Linked DNA regions of Homo sapiens: region 1 is linked to region 2. Evidence: read pairs that join two places in POLR2A ChIA-PET (ENCODE). Cell type or tissue: Caco-2. All regions are shown on one strand. Links, peaks and the distances in the headings refer to the core of each region. The heading gives the core; the rest is flanking DNA.

The links. Peaks named below come from ENCODE experiments on the same cell type or tissue, not always from the same donor. Only the 100,000 strongest peaks of a DNase experiment are listed, where the experiment ranks them.
Region 1: POLR2A ChIA-PET joins it to region 2 with 9 read pairs; 1 of 35 experiments calls an interaction of 5 or more read pairs at or near these places.

Annotation. Positions count from the first base shown.
Region 1 is chr7:154,951,692-154,954,609 of GRCh38, forward strand. It overlaps PAXIP1 (PAX interacting protein 1), which reads right to left. Exons shown (of 21, transcript NM_007349.4): 16 at 2,564-2,732. Among named protein-coding and RNA genes, the nearest start is that of PAXIP1-AS2, 25 kb to the left of the region's middle. In Caco-2, for the core only: a CTCF peak has its summit at 1,496 (motif pointing left); a DNase peak (open chromatin) is centred at 1,500.
Region 2 is chr7:156,885,232-156,888,149 of GRCh38, forward strand. All of the region lies in intron 1 of LMBR1 (limb development membrane protein 1), which reads right to left. Among named protein-coding and RNA genes, the nearest start is that of LMBR1, 6.5 kb to the right of the region's middle. In Caco-2, for the core only: no CTCF peak of the experiment used is centred there; a DNase peak (open chromatin) is centred at 1,366.

The DNA.
Region 1 (2,918 bases), core at 282-2,781, 1.9 Mb before region 2:
ACTTTATATACAGATAAAACAACCACATTTTCACAAACTGAAACTTGAAAAATTAAGTAAATTGGTCATTCACTAAATTGGCTGCTTGGCAAACTAATTTTCAAAGAATTAGCATGTTCTTGGTTGGAAAAGAAAAAGAATAAGCAAAGTCAGAAAGTAACAAAAAAGATCTCTAAAGCTGGGTGTTGCCCAAAAGCAGCCGATGGAGCCAACCAGAGGCTGGAACATTACAGACCCGCTTTCCCCACCACCCAAGCTGGTGTATGCCATGCTCCCACAGCAGAAGCTAAAAAAGTACACTTACTATTTCTATTAACGAATAGACTATCTCCTTCTAAACTGTATAACATTATATGAAATTGGAAGCTAAAATGTTTGTAGTAATTGTTTCTACTATGTTCTTCTTCTGCCTTCATTGTTAAGTTTTATGTTTCATTAATACCTTTTTAGAGTCAAAAAATTTTCAAAATTTCAATTAAAAAAATTTCTAAATACCACTTAGTACATGCGAGCCGCATTATTTCACAGATTCTTTGCTAATTTTCCTCCCCTCTGAAATTTATTTATGAACCCACAATCAGTGTCTGTGGCACTTCGGTGGCCATTTGTGGACGTACGTGGACTGGAAAAGATTCAGTCACCCACATGAACGTTCCTAGCCGGGAGGAACAAGGCCATGCCTTGCCTTCCTGTTCCAGCTGAAATGGTGAATAAGCATCCTTTTTGTGATCTATTTAGTGCTATTGCTTTCAAATTTGTGTGCTTTATGTTGGTGATTTTGCTGTTTAAAATGTCCACAGCCCTAAGTGCAAGAAGGCAGTGATGTGCCTTATGGAGAAAATATGTGTCTCAGGGAAGCTTCATGCAGGCGTGAGTTACAGTGCTGTGGATCATGAGTTCAATGTCAGTGAATTAACAATATACATTGAATAAGGTACCTTTAAACAGAAACACACATAAAACAAGGTTATATATGATTGGCTGATGAAAATGTAGTGAACAGAGGCGCTCAGGAACCTAACCCCGTGTTTACCCAGAGACTACAGTACAGCATTCACTAACTCAGTGTCTGTGCAACTTTATAGAGCATAACTACCTGTATGACAAGAATTGCCTGAATATCATAGTTGAGGATTTAGTCTTTCCTTCAGATTAATGATTTATTCTTTCCTGAGTCTTACTGCCTTAGATATACAGAATCATAAAATTTTAACTTTACTTCTAGCTTTGCTATAAACAGCAATCTTAAGTATCTTTATTTTTCTGGGTCTTCTCATCTGTAAAATTAGACTACATGAACTTTAAGATATATACACTTCTAATTTATTTACATAAACATGAATTATATTTAAAATCTGTGGCCAAAAATGTGACATGAATCTAAAATATTTTAAATTTAAAAGATGGATTTAATGACGACTTGTGTCTGTTAAGTGATAAATAAGGTGAGTTTAGCCACAAGAGTGTAACGGGACCTAGTAGCGCCCCCTGCAGGCCTTGCTTGCTCCACAGCCACATGACTTGCTCTTCCCTTTGGCAGCTGTATCTTTCTGCTTAAGGGGTCGGGGGCGAGGGAGGCATAGGTGAGAAAGTGCGAGAACACGTCAATATAGGGCAAACAACTGGCACAGAAAAATGAGCATGTGGATGCTCTAAATCAGGGGCTGGTGATCAATATCATTGCTACATGATGGAGTAGCCAGGGAGCTCAGTTTTAGTGCCAGTGTGGTTGGGGCAGAAAGACCAAATGAGAAAAACGACTGAGAATTCAGTGAAGCTTGTCATGGGGCATGTGTCTGAGCCTTTCAACCCAGACAGGGCCCAGGGGAGGATGGAGGACACAGCTGGGGAAGCTGAGAGGTGCCTGACCTAGATGACGCACTGGGGACACCAACCCTGCAGACACAGGGTGACACCACTCCTATGCAGGACAGTAAGGGCACATAGCTGCCCTGGCTATACAACCTCCATGAAGAAAAAAAATTGCTTAGAATTTATACTTATTTTATACCTAGCAAGGTTCTAAAAACATTTAGGTGTGTATCAATCTAAGAAAAAACTATCCTTTACATACCATGTCTAAATGTGCCTGTTAGTAAAAGAATTTCTCTTTGGGGGCTCTGAACAATGGAAGATGGGCAAGAGGACATAGATGTCTTTCCCTCCTTATATAAACTGATATTCAAAGTGTATTTGAGTAGGACATTTACATACACCTGCTCTCTTTCCAAATAAAGAAAAAAATACTTCCCTGCACTTTGAAAAATCTCATTTTACAGCCAGATTTCCAAACAAAATATACTAACAAGAAAATAAAAAGAGGGATATAGAGGTTGTTTTCCCCCTAATATTGTCCAATTTACCAAAACTTTTACACCTAGGGTAAAATGCAAAGACATCAATCAAAGGAATCACTGGGGATATGAAATAAATTTTTAAATTTAAATGAATAACTATCACATAGTTTAAAAATTAAATATTTGTTGGGATGAAAAGAGATGAATTCAAGAAAAAAAAAAGTTTATTTGGCATTAAAAGCAAAGTTACTGGCGCTGCTCCTTACCAATGAACTTCTGACACCTGAAGCATTCTTCCAGCCACTCTGGCGTCACTATGTGCTTCACGACAGAAATCGCCGTCAGGAACTTCACGGTGCGAGTCACTTTGCTGGCAATGAGGTGTGTGCACTTCTGTGCAGACTCCGCAACCTCTCCACCAAGAATGTAGAGCTTCTAAAGGTCACAAACACAGGTCGGAAATGAAAAAGTTCAGCATCCACAGAGCCACACTGACACAGAGTAACACAGAGGAATATCTACCTAAAGACAAGGTTTATGACTGTAATTCTCAGCCACAGAAAACAGTGTGACAGGTAAAACAAAACCTGTAACTACAAGAGAAAAATAAAAAAGAGAATT
Region 2 (2,918 bases), core at 222-2,721:
AATCCCAGCTACTTGGGAGGCTGAGGCAGGATAATCACTGGAATCTGGAAGGCGGAGGTTGCAGTGAGCCAGGATCGCTCCACTGCATTCCAGCCTCGGTGACAGAGCGAGACTCCGTGTAAAAGAAAAAAAAAAAAAAGTCCCAGTCAACCCCAGACTTGGTTCCAAAAATATTCTAGCCAAGAGGGGAGCTTAAGCCATACCCAGGATAAGGAAGAATTTAGATTGCGCAGCCAGGCCAGGCATGGTGGCTCACACCTCTAATTCTAGCACTTTGGGAAGCTGAGGCAGGAGGATTACTTGAGGCCAGGAGAGTTCAAGACCAGTCTGGGTAACACGGAAATAACCCGTCCATACAAAAATGGCCAGACGCATTGACTCACACCTGTAATCCCAGCACTTTGGGAGGCCAAGGCAGGAGGATCACTTGAGGTCAGGAGTTTGAGACTAGCCTGGCCAACATGGTAAAACCCTGCCTCTACTAAAAATTCAAAAACATTAGCCGGGCATGGTGGCAGGCACCTATAATCCCAGCTACTGGGAGGCTGAGGCAGGAGAATCACTTGAACCCGGGAAGCAGAGGTTATCGTGAGCCGAGATTGTGCCACTGCACTCCAGGCTGGGTGACAGAGACTCCATATCATAAATAAATAAATAAAATTAGCCAGGCATGGTGGTGGCACCTGTAATCCCAGCTACTCAAGAGGCTGAGGCACAAGAATTGCTTGAACCCAGGAGGTAGAGGTTGCAGTGAGCTGAGATAGTGCCACTGCACTCCAGCCTGGGTGACAGAGTGAGACTCTGCCTCAAAAAAAGAAAAAAAAAAAAAAAAAGACTTCCTTCAAGTAGGAAGATCTCTTGAGCCTGGGAGATAGAGGCTACAGTAAGCCGTGTTTGTGCCACAGCATTCCAGCCTGAGTGACGGAACCACACTCTGCCTCAAAAATAATTTTGTAAAGAGTCACAGCCTACAAGGTGGCAATCCTGATAGCTGGGAAGCATCCTCCCGCAGAGCACAGAAACAGACCTTCAAGGGAGGATAGAACAGGGATTTATGCTGAACGGGTTGGCCAAGTTTATATATTTAACAGGTTATAGGAGGAGCTATGAATATTCACAAAGTGGGGGAGGTCATGCACATGCAGGCTGAATAAACATGTATGTTACATACTTATCCATATTCACTTGTGGGTGGAGACTTAACATCTAAAAGGATTACAATGAGGCCCTGTAGTCAGATGGCGAAGCAGGGACATGAAGGCACTGAAGTGCACAGCCTCTGTAAACTGGCCAGAACCAGTTCATGCTCAGTGCTCTTATCAGGAGAAAGTTACTGAAATCAGTCTCTTGTCCAATCAAAGCTATAGTTATGGCTTGTGGAACAGGAGAGTGGGGATCACTTAGGGTCTGGCAGTGAGTGAGCTGCAGTTATCTTAATATTGCTTATCTGGAGGCCAGTGCTTGTTTAGCCGCTAGAAAAAAAGAAACACCTTGAGGCAGTTAGAACCAGTTTATTCTTTAAGGGGATGCTTTACTTAACCCTTGCCTGGCATGGCCCTACATTTTGTTCACAGTTGGGTATTTTATTGCCACAAAGAGTCTGTTCTCTCAGTCTTCAGATCTCTATTTTAACATTAATGCTGGTCAGCTGTGTTTAAACCTCAAAAGGGAGGGGGTATACTGAGGCGTGTCAGATGTCCCATCCCATTCTGGTTGGGAATTCAGTTTTTAAGGTTTCCTGGGGTCCCCTTAGCCAAGAGAGGGTATACTCAGTTAGCTGGCAGCCTTAGGATTTCATAGCTAGCTCTCAAAAGAAAGGAAATCAATCATTACTACCTGATACTAATAGCCAAAGTCAAATATGATCACTAAAGCAACTGACAAGAGAACTATGAGATATTCATAATACAAAAGACAAAATTATTACATGAGTATTTAAAAGTTAAACACTAGGCTGGGCGCGGTGGCTCACGCCTGTAATCCCAGCACTTTGGGAGGCCGAGGCGGCAGATCACGAGGTCAAGAGATTGAGACCATTCTGGCCAACATGGTGAAACCCCGTCTCTACTAAAAGTACAGAAATTAGCTGGGTGTGGTGACGCTCGCCTGTAGTCCCAGCTACTCGGGAGGCTGAGGCAGGAGAATTGCCTGAACCCGGGAGGCGGAGGTTGCAGTGAGCCTTGAGATTGTGCCACTGCACTCCAACCTGGCGACAGAGTGAGACTCCATCTCAAAAAAAAAAAAAAAAAAAAAAGTTAAACACTATATTGTACAAAAAAATTAATTCAAAATGGATCAGACCTAAACCTAAGAGCTAAAACTATACAACTCTTAGAGGAAAACCTTCATGATGCCAGTTGGTGATGATGCCAGTTGGTGATGAATTCTTGGATATGACACAAAAAAACACAGGCAACAAATGAAAAAATAGATCAATTGGACTACAAAATTAAAAACTTTTGTGCATCAAAGGACACTAGCAATAGAGTAAAAAGGCAACCCTACAGAATGGGCGAGAAGTGTTTGCAAATCACATGTCTGATAAGGGGTTAATATTCAGAATATATAAAGAACTCCTAAAACTAAACAACAAAAATCAAGCAACTCAATTCAAAAACAGGCAAAGAACAGATATTTCTCCAAAGAAGATGTCCATATAGTCAATAAGCACATGAAACAATGCTGAACTTCACTTATAATTAGGGAAATGCAAATCAAATCCAGCATCAGATACCATTTCACATCCATTTTAAAAAAAAGAAGAAAAACAGAAAACAATGTGTGTTGGTGAAGATGCGGAAGAACCAGAAACTCTGGCTCCTTGCTAGTGGGAATATAAAATGGTACAGCCTCTGTGGAAAATGGTATGGCAGTTCCTCAAAAAAATTAAACATAGAGGCCGGGCGTGGTGGCTCACG